2 separate regions of the Homo sapiens genome follow, and region 1 is linked to region 2. Evidence: read pairs that join two places in POLR2A ChIA-PET (ENCODE). Cell type or tissue: IMR-90. All regions are shown on one strand. Links, peaks and the distances in the headings refer to the core of each region. The heading gives the core; the rest is flanking DNA.

What was found. Peaks named below come from ENCODE experiments on the same cell type or tissue, not always from the same donor. Only the 100,000 strongest peaks of a DNase experiment are listed, where the experiment ranks them.
Region 1: POLR2A ChIA-PET joins it to region 2 with 5 read pairs; 5 of 35 experiments call an interaction of 5 or more read pairs at or near these places.

Annotation. Positions count from the first base shown.
Region 1 is chr2:26,593,737-26,600,108 of GRCh38, reverse strand. CIB4 (calcium and integrin binding family member 4) reads left to right here. Exons shown (of 7, transcript NM_001029881.3): 4 at 4,792-4,933. Among named protein-coding and RNA genes, the nearest start is that of CIMIP2C, 34 kb to the right of the region's middle. RefSeq lists an enhancer at 1,441-1,941. In IMR-90, for the core only: no CTCF peak of the experiment used is centred there; no DNase peak of the experiment used is centred there; H3K27me3 peaks cover 313 bases.
Region 2 is chr2:26,768,053-26,774,424 of GRCh38, reverse strand. It overlaps SLC35F6 (solute carrier family 35 member F6), which reads right to left. Exons shown (of 6, transcript NM_017877.4): 2 at 102-174. Among named protein-coding and RNA genes, the nearest start is that of SLC35F6, 7.0 kb to the right of the region's middle. In IMR-90, for the core only: a CTCF peak has its summit at 3,143 (motif pointing left); a DNase peak (open chromatin) is centred at 2,964; H3K27ac peaks cover 914 bases.

The sequences.
Region 1 (6,372 bases), core at 1,721-4,220, 170 kb after region 2:
TCAATAAACATTAATCATATCTTTTTTTTTTTTTTTTGAGACAGAGTCTCGCTCTGTCACCAGGCTGGAGTGCAGTGGCGTGATCTTGGTTCACTGCAACCTCTGCCTCCTGGGTTCAAACGATTCTCTTGCCTCAGCCTCCTGAGTAGCTGGGACTACAGGTGCACGCCACCATGTCCAGCTAATTTTTGTATTTTTAGTAGAGACAGGATTTCACCATGTTGGCCAGAATGGTCTTGATCTCCTGACCTCGTGATCCACCCACCTCTGCCTTCCAAAGTGCTCGGATTACAGGTGTGAGCCACCATGCCCGGCCAATCATATTATTTTAATAAGAGTGGGTAGCAGATACAATTCACAAAATAAAGTATGATTAGAAAATAAAAACACTAAATGAAGTCTAAATAGAAAAAGAAAACAAAAACACTAGTAATTAAGAAAATTTAGAGATGAGAAATTTTACATAAATTAATACTGTTTGATTTTTTTAATGAGCTCTTGAAAGTCCAAGTGCATCAATGACATCATCATTGAGTCACTAGCGTATTTTTGTGTGAATTTTTTCCAGCAACTGTAAAAAGCTTTTTTTGACTAGGCGCTAGTTGGAGAAATGGTGAGGAGATATTTTTAAGCTAGGTCCAAATATTTTTCCTCTGACTTTCATCTTCAAATCAAATCTCTTGTTCAATAACTTTAAGAAGATCTTTAAAAAAAGAAAACTTTTAGTTTTTTTGGCAGGGACTGCAATCTTTTTATTGTCGATAAACTGTAGTTTCTATTTCCAAAAAAACTCCCAGAATTTGGGGTTTATTTTCATCTACTTTAGTTTCATCACGTATAAATGGAGATCATACACTGAGTTACCTGTATAAATTGCTGTACTGACATGTTTGTATTCCCTTTGTTCAAAACGCCCTCAAACCAGGGTACATGTTATTCTTGAAATGGAAGCATTGCTTTGTCAACTGTCACTTCCTTCCTCCTCTGGAGGATTGAAGACTTCTAAAAAAGTGTGAAATTTCATACAGATGATAACTCTCTGGATAGGTCCCCAAATTTATTCGTTCAGATTTCAGACTATTAAAGTTATAGCATCAAAAATCTGGAATCCAGTAAACTGGACCTGTGATCTCTAATGAGGCTTGCTCTTTCAGCTTCCCCTTCTTGGCTGTTTTGTCTGCCTGGGGCTGGACTGAACCAGATCCGAGGACACCGGCTGAGCTGGCCTTTAGCTCAGGATGGAGAGCAGGGAGGGGCATGAGGCTGCCCCACCAGGGCCCCTAGAAACTCTCCCGCAGCACTATCGGTGCCCCTTTGACTGGAGCTGCTCTGTCTCAGGGGGGCTCATAACCTGAACTATCCCTTGAGACAGGGACCCTGGGAGAGAAGGAAGCTGCACCTTGTTGGACCAGAGACAGCCCTGGGACACTCTCCTGGCAGGTGCCTGCCAGGCCTTACAGCGAACTATACTAGCCACTCCTGGGTCCCCAGGACCCAATCGCAGCTCTGGTGAGCTCGGCCCTAGCCCTGCGGCCTGACATCTGCCCTGCCATCCTCTCAGGGACAGTGTCCCCTGCTCCATACTCGGATTCCTCACTGTTTCCCAAGCCCAGTTGCTCCGTGTCAGCTCCATCTTCTTTGACCTTCTCTCTTCTGCAGCCTCTGGTCCCGTGGCCCCCTCCCGTGCCTCTCACTTTCATAGTCACAGAGTCACAGAGTCATTTTTAGCCGGCTGCTGAGTTCTCCTGGGCCATGAGCCATTTCTTTAACTTCAATCTAGATTCTGTTTTTGCACTTTTTTTTTTTTTTGAGATGGAGTCTCCCTCTGTCACCCAGGCTGGAGTGCACTGTCGTGATCTCAGCTCACTGCAACCTCCGCCTCCTGGGTTCAAGTGATGCTCCTGCCTCAGTCTCTCGAGTAGCTGGGACTGCAGGCACGCACCATCACGCCCTACTAATTTTTGTATTTTTAGTTGAGATGGGGTTTCGTCATGTTGGCCAGGCTGGTCTCGAACTCCTGACCTCAGGAGTTCCGTCAGTCTCGGCCTGCCAAAGTGTTGGTATTACAGGCGTGAGCCACCGTGCCCGGCCAAAAAATGTTTTTTATTAAAGTAAGAATTTTAGAGGGATCCATTTCCAAGGTTTTCTATATTTTAATGGCCACTGCTTGGCCTTTGCTTTTTTTTTTTTGGCACCAGGCACCTTAGTGGAAATAGGGCAGGACAGGCTCAGGAGTCCTGGGTCTCAGGCCGGCTCTCCCACTTGCTGGCTGAGTCCCTCCCCTTCCCCAGGCCTCATTTCCACATCCGTGAGATGAGCAGGTTAGCCTAGATCACAAATCCCCCGCAATAATATGAAAAAATGAGAAACATGTACTCATCATATGTATATATTCATTTATAAACTGTATACATTTACTACTATACTAATCTGATATAATATCAAAATAAAAAAATTTAAGGACAAGCTAAAAACTACATAAAATATTTAACAAACAATTTTCCCTTTAATGGATATAGTAAGATTTCTTCCTTACACTATGCTATTGTTTACATATAGCTAATAATATTGTAAGGGAAAGCAATGTGGTTGGATATGCTTCATTATTCTTTGAAATCTTGCTTTAAGATTGAGCTAGAGCCATTCAGAGGTGTGGTTCTAGTTCAGTTTTTTTTTTTTTTTAATAGCTGTCGTAACTGATCCAAAGAGAGGAAATGTGTCATGGGCTATATGTCTTAAATCACGGCACTCATTTTCAACCCCATTCACCAATTAAAAGCTTTCAATTGAAATTAAGCTAGTAATTGTCTGTCTTCCCTTACATCAGTCAGTGGCTCTTACACTAAGTGGAAAGTATTATATTTTTATATTTTTAACAAATGGATTCAAAATCCACTGACATTCTTTATTTGGACAATATCCAAACAGGTCAGAAGAGTCTGTTTCTATATTTCCAGGTATGTAATATAAGCATTTCTATAGGTGATACACGTTTTTAACCACAAAAAATCCCATTTTAAAAATATTCTCTTCAAAGCATGAGTTTCTTTAGAAAAGCAATAACGCTAAAATGAGTCACCTTTACCTTGAAAAGTCAAATGAAATTGAGTTCATTTTTTGGTGGATATTTGCTAGGTAGCACACTGCCAATAGCTACTTGTCATCATGGAAAGGTCAGCAAATTTGGAACACTTGTCTTTTTGTGCCAGGAAAACATATAACTCATCTTTAAGTTTGATAGCTCTTTTAAGAACTCTTCCAAGAGCTAAGCAGTAAACCTCCATGTGGTTCAGAAGATTTTCATACTTACTTTCCTTCTAATTACAAATCACTGTATAAGCTTTACTTTTTTTTTTTTTTTTAGATGCAGTTTTGCTCTTTTTGCCCAGGCTGGAGGGCAATGGCGCAATCTCGGCTCACTGCAGCCCCTGCCTCCCAGGTTCAAGCGATTCTCCTGCCTCAGCCTCCCGAGTAGCTGGGATTACAGGCATGCGCGACCACGCCCGGCTAATTTTTTTTGTATTGTTAGTAGAGACGGGGTTTCACCATTTTGGCCAGGCTGGTCTTGAACTCCTGACCTCAGGTGATCCACCTGCCTCGGCCACCCAAAGTGCTGGGATTACAAGCTTGAGCCACCGTGCCTGGCCAAGTTTTACTATATTTTAACTCTTTTTTAAAAAAGAACCATTTCAATGCCTTCTGCTGTACTTTAGTTATTTCTGGGCTTACCTTCCTGACTGCAGTACCCGGCAGGAAATCCTGCAGGGAAGTCATTTGGCATGTGTTACCATCCTGCATCCTCACCCCAGAATTCTTTTCCATCCTGGAGCAGCCACCCCCCTCGATGAGTACCTTCACTTTTCCCCAGCAATGGTGTTTTTATTAAAGACATTCATTTACTATTCAGTCCATGTCTCTGTTTCCTTTCGTGGCTTGCAGAAATGTGGTTTTTCACATACAGAATCTAGGAAAACCACATTAGAAAATCTATACCTTTATTTAACTATTTAGCAAAGCTTTCACAGTGTGAAATTTGTTCAAATACTTATTTCTGTATATCTTAGGCAATATTTTCTCTGCATCTTCCAACGTGCTCACATGTTGTGTCATAGGTACTATTCGTGCTACCAGCAGCTACCACATCAACTGTCCTGTTTTCAGTCTCTATAAGACATGGTTTGTGTGTGTGTGTGTGTGTGTGTGTGTGTGTGCGCGCAGATAAGTCATGTGACATGGATCTAAGGAGTGTATTGGTGTCCTGGCAACCACCTCCCTCCCATCACTACTAGCAAAGACAAGGGGAGGTCCCCAGGGAAAAGAAGCTTGGTATCTCATTCCCTGGCTGGCTATGCGCTTGGGCAGTGAGCCTGTTGGCTTGCCTTGCACCCGCCTGAGCACAGGACAAGAAAATTGATGCAGGACTTCTTGTTATTTCTGCCTGGATGCTCATGATTTCTACCTCATAGAGAAGGACTCGTATTTAGAGTAGGAGAGGTTTCAGCTCTGACAATCTCTTGTTCATTTGCATTTGCATTATAACCATTATCTTCAATTGTGGCATCCTTGCAGGAATCTTGTGAAGTCACATATCCAACTGCAAGATTCATCCCCGGCACCCCATCATGCCCAGGGTCCTGGCTCAGTGAGCCACCATCTACTCCGATATTTACATTGTGGCTGTTGTCTTCATCTCAAACCCAGGACACAGTGTTTGTAATAGATGAGAGAGACCCAGGGAGACACAGCCCCGACCCTGATAGACCTCCTCCCTGCTCCTCCTGTCGCCCACAGGTCAACCCTTTCAGAGACCGTATCTGCAGAGTGTTCTCCCACAAAGGCATGTTCTCCTTTGAGGATGTGCTGGGCATGGCATCTGTGTTCAGCGAGCAGGCCTGCCCAAGCCTGAAGATTGAGTATGCCTTTCGCATCTATGGTAGGTGCTGTGGGGGACTGAGGGGTGAGGGGTGGAAAGGCCATAGAGAACATACCGTATCTGGACTCCATCATCAGTTCATTGATGGATGGCATTAACTGGGGTGTGCTTGGGTATCTGTGGGTCTGTGTCATATTTTGCATGTACCATGGAATAAAAAAAAAAGATTGAGAATGACAGCATCAATGGACAGACTCCCCTCGGTGTCATCAGAGGGCAATGGGGTCATTGGCGTTGATATTTGCTGGTAGTGTGTGGTGTGTGGGCAGGCGAGAGAGAGAGAGAATCACATATGCATGTAAAGGATTTATGCTTATTTGGCAGAAGGAGCGTTGGATGGGAAGTTAAGAAAATTTGAACAATCTTGGACAAATCGTTTCACCTTTCTGGGGCTCAGTTTTCTCATCTGTAAAATGAGGGGATAGGGAGAGATAATCTCTGAGGCACTTTGACATTTTTTGGTCTCTGTCTCTGTCTCGGGTAGTCACAAGACTCTGCTGAAGTTCTGCTCTTCACCAGGCAAATGTCTGCTTAGCACAGCTGGGATGCAAGGGAATTCTCAAAAGGAATCAAAAGGAAAGAAAGAAGTCTTAAGATGCTTTCAAACAAACCAGGTGCAAGTCTTCAGTGCATCCTGATAACTTTTTGGCCCCAAAGGACTTGCACATTTAGACTTGCTCATTCGCATCTCACGTTCCTTCCTTTCCTGCCAGCTCCTCCCCAGTCTCCACATGGTGGACTCCATCTCATTTCTGCCTCACCCAAGTGGGATGTGGATAGAAGACAGTAGAAGAGCTTTAAGCCAGAGGGACCTATGAGGCCTCAGTTTTTTCATCTGTAAAAAGGACTTAATATTTTTTATCTCATATGTCCTCAGGTTCAGCATTTGGTAAGCACACATGAAATCACAGAGTCCCCTCCTGAGAATGGCTGAGTAAACTCCTATCATAGGTCACTCCTGCAGATAGCAACTATAAAACTCTACATATAAAAATCAACTAGCTGATGGCATTGGAAAGCTACCAAAAGCGAGATGTGTTCTAGAGAGATCTGATGCCTGGAAGAAGGAAACGGTAGTGGATGGGTTTTCCTTCACCCACTTTTTTTATTTTTAACTTTTTTATCCTGAAGGTAGGCTTCAGTGAGTGGAAACACTGGACTCAGGCAGGCTGATGGAAACACTGGATTCTTTCTGACTTGAAAAGCCAGAGAGTTTGGGGCACACACAGCCCCTACAAAGTGAGGGAGAGCCTATGAAAGAGAAAGGGAGTCCAAATGTTGTGTGTAAACTACGCCCATATCTCTTTCTGACCTCTACACCACATACACGAGGGCAAACTCAAAGCAGCTCAGCTAAGGATAAAAGAACTAAACTGAGATTTGAGCTGCCACCACATTTTAACCAGATCCATGAGTGACAGGGTTTGCACTTTGAGTCG
Region 2 (6,372 bases), core at 1,883-4,382:
ACCTCCACTCCTAAGTCAGGAAACAGCCTGGCCTCATGGCCGGGGGTGGCGCCTGGTCTGAGGCCCGGGAGACAGGAGGTAGGAGGGACAGGGCCAGATACCTGGAGGAAGGGATGCTGGAAGCTGTGCTCCTTGCTCCCTCCACAGCCCTCGGCCATGAAATTGTCCGCCCATCTGTAGGAGAGAGAGGGAAGGTCAGACCCTGTCAGCATCCTACCCTGGTGCTAGTGAAGAGGCTCACACCTCTCAATGTCAAGAGGCCCAGACCTGGGTGACCCGGCCCCAGAGTGGGGCTCCCTCTCAAAGGGGTCAGTCTTCACCTCAAGGAGTTTTAACTTGGCATTTCCTCAAGTCACTGTGTCTGTGCCTCTGTAATGCACAGAAATCACAGATACTCTCATGATCACATTACAGTCATTGTATATATCGTGAGGTATCATTTACACTCATCACTCATGAACATTACAGTAGTCAGACCCACTTATAACAATGTAGTAGAAAGCATTTCTATATAGCTGGGCGCAGTGGCTCACGCCTGTAATCCCGACACTTTGGGAGGCTGAGGTGGGTGGATCACTTGACGTCTGGAGTTCGAGACCGCCTGGCCAACATGGTGAAACCCCGTCTCTACTAAAAATACAAAAATTAGCCGGGCGTGGTGGTACAAGCCTGTAATCCCAGCTACTCAGGAGGCTGAGGCATGAGACTCACTTGAACCTGGGGGACAGAGGCTGCAGTGAGCCGATATTGCACCACTGCACTCCAGCCTAGGTGATGGAGCAAGATCCTGTCTCAGAAAAAAAAAAAAAAAGCATATCTATATATATTCTATATCACGAATTTGCTTTTTTAAGTGTTTGATAACTGTATTTCAATTTAATTGACTTCTTTTGTAATCCTTGGTCTTTTTTTTTTTTTTTTCTTAATGGAGTCTCGCTCTGTCGCCCAGGCTGGAGTGCAGTGGCAAGATCTCGGCTCACTGCAAGCTCCGTCTCCCGGGTTCACGCCATTCTCCTGCCTCAGCCTCCTGAGCAGCTGGGACTACAGGCGCCCGACACCACGCCTGGCTAATTTTTTTTTGTATTTTTAGTAGAGACGGTGTTTCACCGTGTTAGCCAGGATGGTCTCAATCTCCTGACCTTGTGAACCACCCTCCTCAGCCTCCCAACGTGCTGGAATTACAGGCGTGAGCCACCGTGCCTGGCCCAATCCTTGGTCTTATTTACACGTTTTAAAACATTACTGTAAGAAGAGGTCCATAGGCTGTGCCAGACTGTCAAAGAGTCCCATGGCATGAAAAATATCAAGAACCTCTGGTCTACAGGAGTATTTGGGTCCTGGGAAATGACTTAATACAGACCACCTGCTCACCTTCAAAAAGCCTGAATGGTTTGGAAGATCTTTCTAATGCTGACTTTCAAGCAGGTGGCAAAGACATCACACTCATGGCATGACCTCCCAGTCAGCACCCGGCAGATGGTGATGACTGATTATGACATACTTCCCCGATGAGCCTAGACACAAGCCCAGAATCCTTTGTGGCATAGTGCTTTGGGCAGCTTAACCACCAATCACTCTGAACTGTCTGCCATCTGTGCATGAAAATTCTCTGTCTTGAATTTCGTCTTTGCTGGGCTTGGTTAGGTCTGTGGAATCTTGTCTAATCTTTCATTTGAAAGCCCTTTAGGTACCTGGGGACTTGTTGACCTTCTTCTGAATCTTCTCATCTCCTGGCTAAACAGCTCCAGCCTCTCCTAACCTTTCACCCCTGGCCACTGACTTCTGGAAGTACTCTGGTGTACCCAGGCCCAGAGCCAAGAGCATGTGATCTGGCCCAGACTGAGGCTAGCAAGGCGTGGCCCTCCCTCATGTTGACACCCTGGGTTCGTTGACACAGCTCCAAATGCATCAGTAACATCATGTGCTGACTGAAGTCAACACAGTCCCAGAGCCGTTTCCTGTGGGCCACCGACCTGCTCCCACTGCAGCATATCCTGCATAGGCAGTGGATGTCTTTAAAGTGCAAGACTCGGGACTTCTTTTTATTAAATGCCTTTCCTTGAAATGTCTTTCCAGGGCAGTCAGATTGCAGTGCACAGCCCTGCACTGCCATTGGCTCATCTCTGTAGCGAGCCTCAGCTCCCAAAGGGCGGGGGAGTCCTCTGGTTCCTGTACCTCCCCCGCAGCACCCAGAGCATGTGCCACTGGTTGTGCCGCAGTTAGGGTCTAGGTTTGACAAAGTCCCTGTCCAGCTTTGGCTTCTCTATATGCCTCTGAGTTTGCGGAAGAAAACAGGGCTATGGCAAACCTATTCCATAGTGAGAGACCCCACCAGCTCCTGGAGATGTGGAGAAAGAGGGGTAGTTAAGATTCCTTGTGGTTCTTGGGAATGGCAGGGGCAAAGGAGAGTTGAAGGGAGAAGTTCGGACAGAACTGTTTAGAAGGCAGAGAGAAACCTGGAGCCTGGCATGGCTTGGGGACCAGGCTGTAACCAGTACCAGTGGGGCAAAGAAAGCGCCTGCTATGGAACAGGGAGTCTGGGAGCTGGGGAAGCCTCCACCCCAGGTCAGGAAACACCTGACCTCATGGGCTGGAGTCTCACTTCTTTCTCTTTTTTTTTTTAGAGAGAGGGTCTCACTATGTTGCCATGGCTGGTCTTGAACTCCTGGGCTCAAGCAATCCTCCCGCCTCAGCCTCCTGAGTTGCTGAGATTATAGGCATGAGCCACTGCACCCATGGTGCCTAATTTCTGCCTGATATGCTGTTGGCTCTTGGATCCCTGGCCAGGACAGGACATGGAACATGGGTAAGGGCCACAGACCCAGCAGGGCTGCTCTCGAACCCAGTCTTGCTTTTGCAGAAAGAGCCCCCTGAGAAGGCCTGCATGAGGCAACTGAGTGAAACAGAGGCAAAGCAAGGAAGAGAGAAGAGGTCAAGCCTTACCAAGGGCACAGAGCCAACTGCCCAGAGCAAGTGAAGTCAGAGAGATGGGAATCCCCAGGCCAGGAGCCAAGTTTCCTCTAGGAGGGACAAGGGAGCTATTGCCAGGCCATGAAGGTTGATCAGAAGCTTCAGGCAAGGATTATTATTTATTTTATTATTATTTTTGTCTGTAGGGGGCAGGTATGGAAGCTGAGGCCACATTTCCATGAGTCCTACTTCCCACCTGAGTCTGAGGGCCCCCTGCTGGTAGAACAAGTTGGTCCATAGGGGAAACCCCTCGGGGCCTGTCCTTCCCCAAGGCTGGGGCGCTTCTTGGGGAGCTGACTGTAGGGCTGGTGCTGAGCTCCCCACCTCCCACAGGGGTTGTCTTCGCTTTCTCCACGGGTAGGTCTGCCTAGACAGGCCTGGCTGGCAGCGCTCCCGGCTGGGGAAATGGTATCTCTTTGTATCTGAGGGCCTGGGGCAGGCTGACAGCCCAAGGGATTGGGTGTCAGCAGCATGGGCTGCCTTGCCCAGCCTGAGATGCTCAGGCCTGCAGGTACCTTGGGGCAGAAAGCCAGGCTTCTCATCCTGGATTGGAGACAGGTTTCGACTCCTGGCGCAGAATCAGAAAAGACCCCAGCCTCACAGGCTAGAACAAAAATCCAGCCCCAGTTTGCCTGGGGATGACAGCAGTGACCCCTAAGGTGGGCAGCACTTTGCTGTCAGTTCTTCACAACGTTTGTTGTTTGTTGTCTTTTGTTTTTGTTCTTGTTTTTTTTTTTGAAACGGAGCCTCCCTCTGTCACCCAGGCTGGAGTGTAGCAGCGCGATCTTGGCTCACTGCAACCTCTGCTTTCCAGGTTCAAGTGATTCTCCTGCCTTAACCTCCCAAGTAGCTGGGATTACGGGCACCCACCACCATGCCCAGCTAATTTTTATATTTTTTGTAGAGACGGAGTTTCACCATGTTGGCCAGGATGGTCTCGAACTCCTGACCTCAAGTGATCCACCCGTATCAATCTCCCAAAGTGATCGGATTACAGGTATAAGCCTCTGCGTCCGGCCAACAACGTTTGTTTTTTTGTTTTGTTTTTCAGACAGGGTATTACTCTGTCACTGAGGCTGGAGTGCAGTGGCACAATCACGGCTCACTACAGCCTCAGCCTCCCAAGGCTCATATGATCCTCTCACCTCAGCCTCCTGAGTAGCTGGGACTACAGGCATGGGCCACCATGCCCGGCTAATTTTTGTATTTTTTGCAAAGATGCAGCCTTGTTTATGCTGCCCAGGCTAGTCTCGAACTCCTGGCCTCAAGAGATTGACCTGCCTCAGCCTCCCGAAGTGCTGGGATTACAGGTGTGAGCCACTGCACCCAGCCCATGTTTCCTTAAATGCACAATTCATAGGACACTTCATGGGGACTGTCCCGTTAAGCCTTACAACAAGGATCCTCATTTTAGATGGGGACTCTGAGGCTTAAGGCAGATCCAGGGTTAAACCTTGCTTGAATTTATACTCAGAAAAGGCAGAATACAGAGAAAACCCAGAGTTTTGAGTCCCACAGGCTGGACAAGTTACAGGGTAATCATACCAACACTGACAAACTGTCAGAAGCAATACATGATATAAGGATATATACATGACCTGGCACATGGCAGGTATTCAGCAAAACTCATTTTCTGCCCCTTCTCCTTTCCCTTCACTGAGCAGAAGCCATCTCCCCCTTGGGTTCAGCGTGGCCCCAGCTCCCCTTCAGCCTGAAAGCTACTGGAAAAACGTCTGGAACCTGTCCTGCTGGCTGAGGCAGAGGTGGCTGGAGGGACCTCAGGCTATTGTCCCTGCAGTTCACAGAGCCAAAATGCTGAAACAGAAGAAACTCAGCCATCAGCTGAACTCCTTATTTGACAGACAGGAACCCAGGGGCCAGAGAGGGCTCGAGGGGCTCACGGCTCCTCAGATGTTGAAACAGGGCCAGTACACTGGAAGCTCAGCAGGCAGTCATGCGCCCCCTCCCTGATGCTCTGAAGCTCTCCTCTGAGTTCTTGCTCCCCTAGCTGGTGGGAGGAGAGGGGCAGCCCAGTAGGTGGGCCTGTCTTCTCCACAGACACTGTATTCTAGGGGAGATGACCTCCAGGGCAGGAGGCCCGAAGGGTCCTAGCGGGGACAAGCTGAGGCCGCTCCTTTTGGCGGGCAGGCTGGGGAGTAGGCTCTCCGTGCTGGGTGGTGAGTCACTCCCTAGCATGGCCAGGCCCAAACTCAAAGCTCAGCATTCTGGGAGGTGTGCACGTCCACGTGAACGGGGGTGGCGAAAACAGACTGAGGAAGTGGCGATGGGGCTGGCTTGGGCAGATTAGCTGTGGCCATTCCCACAGAATCTCTGCCACTTCCTCTTGTGTCCCCAGCTTGTCAAGCCCAGTGAGTCCCCTTCTTTCTCCTGCCTGGGACCTACAGAAGGGCCAAGGCTTCTCCACTCTCTGGGGTGCCACAGCAGGTGGCCCTGGCTCCTGAGGTGACAATGGTGAGCCCTCTCATCTCCATGGAATGGAAAACTTTCCTTAAGCTGGGTGTGGTGGTGCATGCCTGTAATCCCAACACTTTGGGAGGCTGAGGCAGGTGGATTGCTTGAGCCCAGGAGTTTGAGACCAGCCTAGGAAACATGGCAAGACGCTGTCTCTACAAAAAATACAAAAATTAGGTGGGCACGGTGGCGGGTGTCTGTGGTCCCATCTACTTGGGAGGCTGAGGTGGGAGGATGGCTCAAGGTTGCAGTGAGCCTAGATGGCACCATTGCACTCCAGCCTGGGCAACAGAGAGAGACCGTGTCTTAAAAAAAAAAAAAAAAAAGGCTGGGCACAGTGGCTCATGCCTGTAATCCCAGCACTTTGGGAGGCCGAGATGGGCGAGGTCAGGAGATCGAGACCATCCTGGCTAACACAATGAAACCCTGTCTCTACTAAAAAAATACAAAAAAATTATCCGGGCATGGTGGCAGGCACCTGTAGTCCCAGTTACTCAGGAGGCTGAGGCATGAGAATGCGTTCACCCGGGAGGCGGAGCTTGCAGTGAGCTGAGATCACACCACTGCACTCCAGCCTGGATGACAGAGCCAGACTCCGTCTCAAAAAAAAAAAAAAAAGGAAACCTTCCTCAGTAGATCTTCAGTGTCCAGGAAGAAGGTACGGCAGGGATCACCAAGTCCATTTTACAGATGAGAAAACTGAGGCTCACAGAGGTCCAGTGGCTCATCTATTCCTCAGGTCCCAAGCCTCATGAACTTCCCACTCTACTACACTGTCCTCCTGAGTTAAGGCTTCCACAAGCTGGCCCAACAACCCCTTTGAAGCAATTATCCCATGCCAGTTCATGGAACCCAAGGGTGGTGGGGCAGCTGCCAAGGGCAAACATTGGAGCTGGCACAGAAAGGACACAGAAGAAGAGCAAACACCTC